Linked DNA regions of Homo sapiens: regions 1 and 3 are each linked to region 2. The links are chromatin contacts, found by Hi-C or POLR2A ChIA-PET in ENCODE. All regions are on one chromosome and are shown on one strand. Each heading gives the region's core, a stretch centred on a gene start or an enhancer-like site at or near the end of the contact. The rest is flanking DNA. Distances are from core to core; before and after follow the strand shown.

Evidence for each region. Hi-C counts contacts between places; a loop is a spot of excess contacts on that map. ChIA-PET counts read pairs that join two places held with the same protein, here RNA polymerase II (POLR2A). Pooled maps may share reads with other maps.
Region 1: a map with no recorded cell type shows a loop between it and region 2 (3-fold over the local background). The contact joins the promoter of SNHG4 here to the promoter of CXXC5-AS1 in region 2. A Hi-C loop is called at or near these places in 6 of 37 single-sample maps with no recorded cell type and 3 of 50 pooled maps. POLR2A ChIA-PET finds 5 or more read pairs at or near these places in 1 of 52 experiments (BJ).
Region 3: a loop to region 2 is called in a pooled map, with 8 times the contacts of the local background. The contact joins the promoter of MATR3 here to the promoter of CXXC5-AS1 in region 2. A Hi-C loop is called at or near these places in 3 of 37 single-sample maps with no recorded cell type and 8 of 50 pooled maps. POLR2A ChIA-PET finds 5 or more read pairs at or near these places in 5 of 52 experiments (GM12878, OCI-LY7, PC-3 and 2 more).

What each region holds. Positions count from the first base shown.
Region 1 is chr5:139,272,848-139,275,647 of GRCh38, reverse strand. It overlaps SNHG4 (small nucleolar RNA host gene 4), which reads right to left and starts at 1,547. Exons shown (of 7, transcript NR_182757.1): 1 at 1,487-1,547; 2 at 1,034-1,284. LOC124901081 (a long non-coding RNA gene) reads left to right here. Exons shown (of 4, transcript XR_007058956.1): 4 at 1,994-2,581. It also overlaps a transcript of MATR3 not described here. RefSeq lists a silencer at 1,474-1,553 and an enhancer at 1,844-2,193.
Region 2 is chr5:139,648,109-139,650,991 of GRCh38, reverse strand. CXXC5-AS1 (CXXC5 antisense RNA 1) reads left to right here and starts at 1,264. Exons shown (of 2, transcript NR_149086.1): 1 at 1,264-1,657; 2 at 1,811-1,993. CXXC5 (CXXC finger protein 5) reads right to left here and starts at 2,643. Exons shown (of 3, transcript NM_016463.9): 1 at 2,147-2,643. RefSeq lists an enhancer at 1-423 and silencers at 1,216-1,385, 1,586-2,715.
Region 3 is chr5:139,292,000-139,295,157 of GRCh38, reverse strand. MATR3 (matrin 3) reads right to left here and starts at 1,418. Exons shown (of 15, transcript NM_018834.6): 1 at 1,353-1,418. It overlaps LOC124901081 (a long non-coding RNA gene), which reads left to right and starts at 1,601. Exons shown (of 4, transcript XR_007058956.1): 1 at 1,601-1,884. RefSeq lists enhancers at 1-642, 643-1,346.

The DNA of each region.
Region 1 (2,800 bases), core at 298-2,797, 380 kb after region 2:
TTACTAATAGTCCTCTGTAAATAGGGTGGTTGGGAGGCTTAAGTGAAATATAAGCTAATCCTCAGGATAATGTCTGGTATAGTGTGGGCACTCAGTAAACACCTGAGGAGCTACATTCCAAAAAAGGCTTAGATGGTGAATATGAGTGAGTAAAAAGGGAAAAGTTATCCAGTGAGAGAAACGGGCAGTGAACAGTGGGAACACTGGATAGAGGAGGGCCTCCAATACTTCCTGAAGGACAATAAAAACAGCACTTGGAAAAATAACTGCAGTATTGGATGTGAGGGGAATTGGAGGCAGTAGTCGTGCCAAGACCTCAACTACTGATTAAAAGCAATAACGAAAATGTTAGGCCGGGCGCGGTGGCTCACGCCTGTAATCCCAGCACTTTGGGAGGCTGAGGCTGGCGGATCACGAGTTCAGGAGATCGAGACCATACTGGCTAACACGGTGAAACCCCGTCTCTACTAAAAATACAAAAAAAAAAAAAAAAAAAAAAAAAAAATTAGCCGGGCGTGGTGGCGGGCACCTGTAGTCCCTGTTACTCGGGATGCTGAGGCAGGAGAATGGCATGAACCCAGGAGGCGGAGGTTGCAGTGAGCCGAGATCGCCCTACTGCACTCCAGCCTGGGCAACAGAGCAAGACTCCGTTAAAAAAAATAAAAATAACCAAAATGTTTGCACAAATGATAATAAATATTCCTACACAGTCACCATTTTTTTTTAGACGGAGTCTTGCTCTGTTACCAGGTTGGAATGCAGTGGTGCTATCTCGGCTCACTGCAATCTCTGCCTCCCGGGTTCAAGCGATTCTCCTGCCTCAGCCTCCCGACTTCAGGCGTGCGACACCACGCCCAGCTAAGTTTTGTATTTTTAGTAGAGACGGGGTTTCACCATGTTGGCCAGGATGGTCTTCTTCTCTTGACCTCGTCATCCGCCCGCCTCGGCCTCCCAAAGTGCTGAGATTACAGGCGTGAGCCACGCGCCCGGCCTCACAGTCACCATTATAATTTATGTAAGGCTAAGATCATACCTTTTTCCAGCCATCCCCAAATTTCACTCCTGACTTCCTCCAAATAATTTAGAGGAACAGGAAAATGAGTAGAGAGGGTTCATTGTTCGCTGGGTCTAAAAACAGATCTAAAAATAGCCTGCCCCTTTCAAGGCTCGGGTTAAAGGGGCTGACTCAGTTCCACCGGACATTTGTTCCTCACAAACCTTCCAAAGTCCCTGCCTCTGGCCCTGGGAGATCGAGGCTCTCGGAGTCAGGCTCTATGGGACTCCCTAGGGAGAAGAGGGAAGAGGGATGGTAGAAAAACAGGGGACGACTCCGAGGCCCAAGTCTCTTTCAGATGCCCTCCAAGCTCGGGATCACGAGGGGACGAACCCCAATTTCGTCCCGTGCCCCGGCAGAAGCCACCCTGCACTGCTTCTTTCCCCAGGCTGGGAAACCTCCAAGGACTCTCCCCTCTGGGTCCTTACTCACGCGCACGTGTTCGGAGCTCCGCAGGGCGCAGCAGCACCGGCAGAGGCCGGAGGGGAAAGGGCAGCCGGGAGCCGAGGGGAACCCCGCCCCGGGGCGGCTACTGGGCGTGGCTTCGGTGGGCGGGGCCCTTGACCCCGCCTAGGAAAGGCCGGGCTTTAAAAAAAAAAAAAAATGCGAGTGCGGTGGCAGAGGTGAACCTGCTTCTTAGAGGAGAGAAGGGCTGGGGTCTGAGCAATGGCTGGGTTTGTTGGACTCCCATCCCATCTCTTAAGGGTAGAAGGGGCGCATAGTTCGCAGCTGCTCAGGAGAGAATCTGTGTGTCCTAGTGGAGCCAGGCTTCCTGCCTGCCCACACTGAGCGCCCCCGGAACGCTGGTTCCGCTCACGAGCGTGGCGCCTTTCCGTTGCTGCAGGCCCAGCCCACGCTTTTGCGCTTCCCACGCATATCCTTTTTCTGGCTTTCTGCGGCAGCGCTGTCATTCGGCTAATGGATCGCTCACCCACGCAGGTCACCTTGGTCCACGGTCTTCGGGATCTTTCCAGGAGGTTTTCGAATAGATTAAGCCAGTCACTCCTACTGCTGACCTCTGCAGGACCGGCCTCCCTAGTGCCCTGCAGTGGGATTCTTCGCCGAGCTGCAGTAACTGAAGAACACTGGCTTTCTCTGCTAGACTTGCCCTGCACCATGGCACAGTCAGGCAGAGTCCTTGGTCAGGACAGACTGCCTGCAAGGCTACCAGGATTTCTTTGGAACACTAAAACTTCCCTCTCCCAGTGGCTAGAGTCCATATGATTCTGCTGGGGTCCAGAGTGGAAGGCCTACAAGCAGTGATTCCCAACTCCATTCTCTAATTCCCCCAAATTCCTTTCCGACACCCGCCCCCCAACAACAACAACCAATCCTGTAAGTTTTGCTGATCTCTTGCACCTGGCACCATTGCCAGGTGAACCCCTGGGAACCAAGCCACTGCCCTTGGCATCTGCCAACATGTTTCATTGTCTATTTCCTCAGCTCTTTCATAATGAAAAAGGTATGCTTCTTGTGCACCCCAACTCTTGCAGACCTCTCCTAAGAAAGCCCAGAGCCCCAGTTTGATTCCAGCAAGAGACCCTAGGCTGTAGGGCCAAAGAGCCACTGGAGGGGAAGTGGCAAGCTCAAATCCTCCCCAGTTTTGATGCAGTTGGACATAGGCTCTGGTTGGGAAAAGGCTTACATAAATACAGTAATTTAAAAAGTCACATGACCAGTGCTGGGCTGGTAGGCAGGAGCTCTGCTTTGCAGTTAAATAGGAATGTGGCTGAAGACTGCTGCCAT
Region 2 (2,883 bases), core at 15-2,514:
ATCAAACCATCACCCCCTCTCCCTCCTCCCCAAGGAGAGGACAATTTCCGTTCTGGGAGGGGGGTGACAGCTGCAGAGCGGGCCACTCCCCACCCCCCCAAGCTCCAGCCTGACTCTCATCTAGGGAAACTGCTAAATCAACAATACGCAGTTACGGGTAGGTAGCCCGCCGGCCTGAGTTTCCCCGCACGGCTCTCAGAAAGGGGTTTAGAGGGGGCTTCGGTCTCAGTTCCCGGTTTTCTAGTGGCGGTTGGAAACCAAGGCACGGGCATCTTTCAGGAGGGGGATCAGGTGAAGCTTAGGCCAGTAGGTCCCCCAAGACGTCTAATTTAAATACTCCCAACTGCAAAGGACAGACGCCCCCCACCCCGCGGCCTGGGGCAGCTGAGGTGGAGCCGGGCGTTCAAATCGCGCTCCAAACAAGTCCGCAGCGACCGCGCTCGCAGCCCCCGCCAGGCGGCCCCAGCGGAAAACTTGAAAGGGACTCTGTTTGCCGGCGGCCCTGGGGCGGCTCCGGCGGGGGCGAGGGCCGAGCGATCTCACACACGCCCCCTCCCCAACGCTTCCAAAGAAAATGCGGGGGTGGGGGGGACAGGGCCCACCACAAATCCAAGGGCTCCAAACAGCGCCCGCCGCGCGAGGAAAGGTGGGGGTCAGGAGTCTGGTCCGCTGGTCACCCCCTTAGCTCCCCCCCCATCCGAAGGCGCGACTCTCAGACCACCCAAAGTCCAGGGGGCAAAGGAGGGCGCGGTTGCCAAACCTTCAGACCCCCGTCGCGGGAGACTTCAGGGAGCGGGTCTTTCCGAATGAGTCACTACAGAACCCCCCAAATTTACTGGTGCTTCCTTGCAGCCCGAGGCACCAGCCCAACTCCGCGCACCCCTTCAGATTCCCGGGGGGGAAAAAAGAACAAAAAGAGATCTTGCTCCCACTTTGGGCGTTTCAGCTCTTCTGACAGGTCCCGAAGGTGGCCCCCCATTTAAAAACCGGGGTCACTCGCTTTCCGTCGATCCTACAAATAAACAAAGCCAGGCGCACCCCGCGCTCCCCGCCGGAAAGCAGCCCATTCCGGGCGAGGACAACTTCCCCCAGCCAGAAAATTAACACATTCCTCTCGCGGCGGTTCAGCCCCTCACTCCGCTCCGGGGAAGCGAAGGGGAGGGGGGTCGGGCCGAACTTCATGGGTAAATTTGGGGCCAGTGCAGCGTGGCAGGCGCCGGGGACGTACGCCCCCCACAGTTCCGCAGCTAGAGGAACACCCCCATTCTCCCTCCCAGGCTCTGCACGCTGCGTGGCCCACGCGGGGCTCGGGAGACAGCTCAAAAGACTCCCCAAGGCTGGGAAAGGAGGGAGGGAGGGGCCGCGGGGCACCGTGGTGGTGGGGGAGATACTTTGATGGAAAAAAAAGGTCAAACTTCATCAGCCCGCCGGGCACCCCGCGGGCAGCGGGGGCGAGGAGCCGGAGGAAAAATGCAGAAGTAGCCGCCGCTTCTTCCAAGTGGTGGGGGAGGCTCAGCCACGCGTGGTCGAGGGCGCCCAGAGCAGTTAACGTCGCCCCTCAACACAGGGCTGCGAGCGGGGTCTGATGGGGGGAGTGCGCGCCAGAGATCTACAAGCAGCCGCCCCCGCAGGCTGAGCGCCCGCCCAACGCCAAGAGGTGAGGACCCCGGGCGCCCGCTGCCCCAGCGCCCGCGAACTGGAGTAGTGGGGGGGAGGGGGGCGGCACCCCGCAAGGAGCGTCCCAGCCCCACTCCACGGCGCCCAAGCCGCCGTCCCAGACCCTAAAACCCCTCTTTTTGTCTGAACTCAGTGATCTGCGACCGAGCATACTGCGGCTTAGGGAGGCTTGGGTATAGCAGCGGCCACCAAGCGATCACCGGCGCTAGGTCTCCCAGGCTCCGGGGCTCCGCGGCTTACGGTGCGGGCGCCCCCCGCCCCTCCCAAATACGGACCCCTCCTTCCCCGTCCCCGGCTCTCCGCACCTGAACTTCGGGGGAACCCGCGCAGCCAAACTTTCCGCCGACTTGCAGCGAACTCCGGCCCCGGCCGCGCACCGAACCCCGGGGGAGGAGAGGGAGGTAGGCGGGGAAGGGGAGGGGGCCGGCCTCCGGGGGGGGTCGAGGGAGGGCCGTGGCCCGACACCTACCGGCTCTCCGAGTCGTCCAAGCCGCCACCGCCGCCGTCGCCGCGAGGCCGAGGGGGAGGGGCGGGGCAGGGAGCTGCGCTCCGCTCTGGGCACCACCGCCGCGGTGCGCTCCGCTCCAGCCGCCAGCAGTGCCCGGGTCCGGAGCCCGAGTCGCGCCGCCGCGGCTGGCCCGAGGCGGGGAGGGGGGGGAGCCTGCAGCACCTGCCCCTCCTCCCCCTCCCCGCGGCCCAAATTAAAAAACAACAAAAAGCAACTAATCACCCCCGAGCTGAGCGCGGCTCGCGGGCGGAGGGCTCAGCGTGCGGCGCCCGGACTCAGCAGGCGGCGCGCATGGCTGGGCGCGGGCTGGGCAGGGCTGGGACGCGGGGCCCGGCTTCAGGGGATAAGGCTCTGCCGCTCTTCTCGCTCGGCTCGGGCGTCTGCTCTTGCCGCCAGTGCCGCCTCTGCTGCCGCCGCCTCTACATCCCCGCTCAGGCTCAGCCGCCTCTGCCGCCGCCGCCGCGCGCCCGCCCGGGCAGGAGCTATGAACGCTGCCCGGGGGCTGCCGGCAAAACCCGGACCGGACTCGCCGCTCCCTCCTCCCCCCAACCCCCTCCACCTCGGCTCCCCTCCCTCCTCCCGCCGCCTCCCTCCCAGCGCAGCTCGGGCCACTTGGACGCCGCGGGCTCTGAGGCCGGAGCTGCAGCCGCTGCGCCTCGAGCTCCCCGCGCCCTGACGCGGTCCACCCAGGCTCAGCT
Region 3 (3,158 bases), core at 169-2,668, 360 kb after region 2:
TAAACATTTATTAAAATAGCCTGAAACATCATTTTTGTCCGCATAGTCAACTGTTTAGATTTCCCTGGGAGAAAAATGTATTTTACCGACTATTCAGAAATCTTAAGCCAAGGTTTAAAACACAGAACGCAGTACCAATACAAAATCTCGTGACCCCTACCTACGAAATCAACGATTCTTCACATTATTCCAGCGCGCCCGAAAGACTAGCCATTTCAGAACCACCATAACCGTTCTAGAAATATCTGGCTAAAAAACTGTAACTGATCCAATAGGAATATTCCACAGAACAGGGCCACAGAGCAGGATAAACACCTAGGGGATATTCATCCACGGTAAATGCCGAACACAGAACATGGCACAGAGCTCGAAATGCAAAGAACGATGCGGCGACTACACCACGGTACTCCAAAACCCTTTGTCTGGAAACCGGAAGGTCCCACACCACACGATCCTCTCTGGAGGAACCTGGACTAATACTATTTTGATAAAGAGAAAAAGGATGTGAGGTGACTTGACTAAACAAGTGCAAATCACCCGCCTCGCACTGTACTGCAGGCGGCTTGTTCCACGACGCAGTACGAAAAACAAGCGTTAACGTTTCATTTTTCGGCCATTTTTACGCGATGGGGGGCGGGGAGGAATTGTTTCTGATGTCCAGCTAACGCCGCGCGCGCGCGCGCGTGTGGGCCGGGAGTCTTAGGGGGCGCTCTGAGGCGATGGGCAAGGAGCGGCGTGAAGGCCGAGACACCGGGAAAAGAAAGAAACGCTGCTCAAACAAGCAGGCTCTTCAGAGTCTGCGAAATCCTCCATTTTGGGGGAACATTTTCAGAGAAAAAAAGGCGAACGGGTTATTTGGCACTGGCGCTACCCAAGGACTTAGATATCTTAACCATCCTCCTCAAACGGCAAGCCCCCAGTGTACAGTCTGTCCCTCAGGCCTCGAGCGAGCTCCTCCCTCCCCCTCAGCGCCGCGGCCCGCGTGTAACGGGCTAGTCGTCCCGCCCCCGCCCACAACGAGCCCAGGACGCGCAGGAAGCTCGGCCGGTCAGCGCACCTCTTCACCCAAAATCTCCCGCCGCACCCTGGGCCCTTGGCCGGCCGCGTGTTTCCCTCCCGGACCGCTCACCTCCGCCGCCCTAGAAGGCTGGTTGCGCCGCCACTGCGCTCCTAACATGGCGGCCGCCGATCAGGCGGCTCACATACGCAACGCGGAGGGAGGCAGAGCGGGAGCGAGCAAGAAAGGCGCGCCGCCGGCTCCCCGCAGCCCCTGTCGCCGTCGTTGTCCCCTCCCGGCGGACACGGAGAACCCCCAGCCACCCGACCCCGACTCTTACCCGCTTCACGCCTACCTTAGGGAAAGGGAGAGGGAAAAGGAGAGGTACCTCTCTCCCAGCGAGCGGGACGCGGAGACTCCCACAATCCCCCGCAGCAACGGCGCTGGCGAGAAGCGGCGGCAGCGGCTGCAGCCCAAGAACAAACCCACTCTCGCGAGAGAGCTCGCCCCCACCCCCTCGATCTGGTTCGGCGCGCGCCAGGCCCCTCCCCCTACTCAGCGCGCGCACCTCGCTCGTGCACTCGCCTGCGGTCGTTGTTCTTTAATCCCGGAGATCCCTCTCCGTCATCCAGCTGAGGCGGGAAATGGAGGAACAGACGTGGCTTACGAGTTCGAGTCCCATTCCCGAAAAGGCTGTTTGTCAACCTCCTGAATAGCATAATACAAAGTTTAAATAGGGTATGCCTTAGAAGGGATTCGCGAGAGTCCCTGGCTTAGACTCGACTTTTATGCTCTCTGGTTGTTCTGTTTGCCAAGGAATGGTGGAAAGCGCCAGATATTGGGGCCACAAAGGGAAAACGATACCATTTTGGCTGGTTTTTATTTAGGTATGTTTATTTATTTATCATAAATAAACTGTGTTGCTCAGGTTGGAGTGCGCTGGCGTTATCATGGCTCATTGCAGCCTCGAACTCCTATCCTCAAGGGATCCTCCCACCTCAGCCTCCCCAGTAGCTGGGACTACAGGCTCGCACCACCATGGCCAGCTAACTTTTTTATTTTTATTTTTTCCGTAGAGATGGTGTCTCGTTATTTTGCCTAGGCTGGTCTGGAACTCCTTGGCTCAAGCAGTGCTCCCGCCTCCGCCTCTCAGCATTGGATTAAGGGCGTGAGCCTACACGCCCAGCCAGCTGTTTTTTTTGTTTTGTTTTTTGTTTTGAGACGGAGTCTCACTCTGTCACCCAGGCTGGAGTGCAGTGGCGCGATCTCGGCTCACTGCAAACTCCGCCTCCCGGGTTCACGCCATTCTCCTGCCTCAGCCTCCGGAGTAGCTGGGACTACAGGCGCCCGCCACGACGCCTGGCTAATTTCTTTTTGCATTTTTAATAGAGGCGGGGGTTTCACCGTGTTAGCCAGGATGCTCTCGATCTCCTGACCTTGTGATCCGCCCGCCTCGGCCTCCCAAAGTGGCCAGCTGGTTTTTAAAATCAGGAATTCTGTGCAGGAGGGTCGTTGAGGCGGAGGACCGCGAGCCTTTTCCTTCCTAAAGACCACCGCCGCCTTTTGGTGAATTTGACTGAATGCAATACACTCTTGGGACTGAGGTACTGGTTAGGTACCCGGGTTGGAGGGATTTGAGCTCCGGCCTTCAGAGGCTTAAGTAAATTGTTTGGAGACCTAATCTGGCTGCAACTCTCTCCCCAACCATCCTTGCAGAACTCCGCATCTGGAGAGTTGGGAATTTTCCAGCACAGTTAATGATTATAATATGGAGTGCTTTCTATAAGGTGGGCAATGCAATAAGCAGTTTACACATAACCCTACAATAACCTTGAGAGGCGGCTACTGTGGGATACCATTTGGTAGATCACAAAACTGAGACATTAAAAGGTTATGTGATTTGAGGCACGGTAGATCTCGCCTGTAATCCCACCACTTTTGGAGGCCTTGGCGGGTGGATCACTTGAGTTCAAGAGTTCCAGACCAGCCTGGGCATCGTGGCGAAACACCGTCTCTACTAAAATAATAATAATAACACAAAGTTAGCTGGGCGTGGTGGTGTACGCCTGTGGTCCCAGCTACTCACCTGGTACGGAGGACGGGGCTGAGGATCGTTTGAGCCGGAGGCGGAGGTTGCCGTGAGCCTAGTGCACCACTGCAC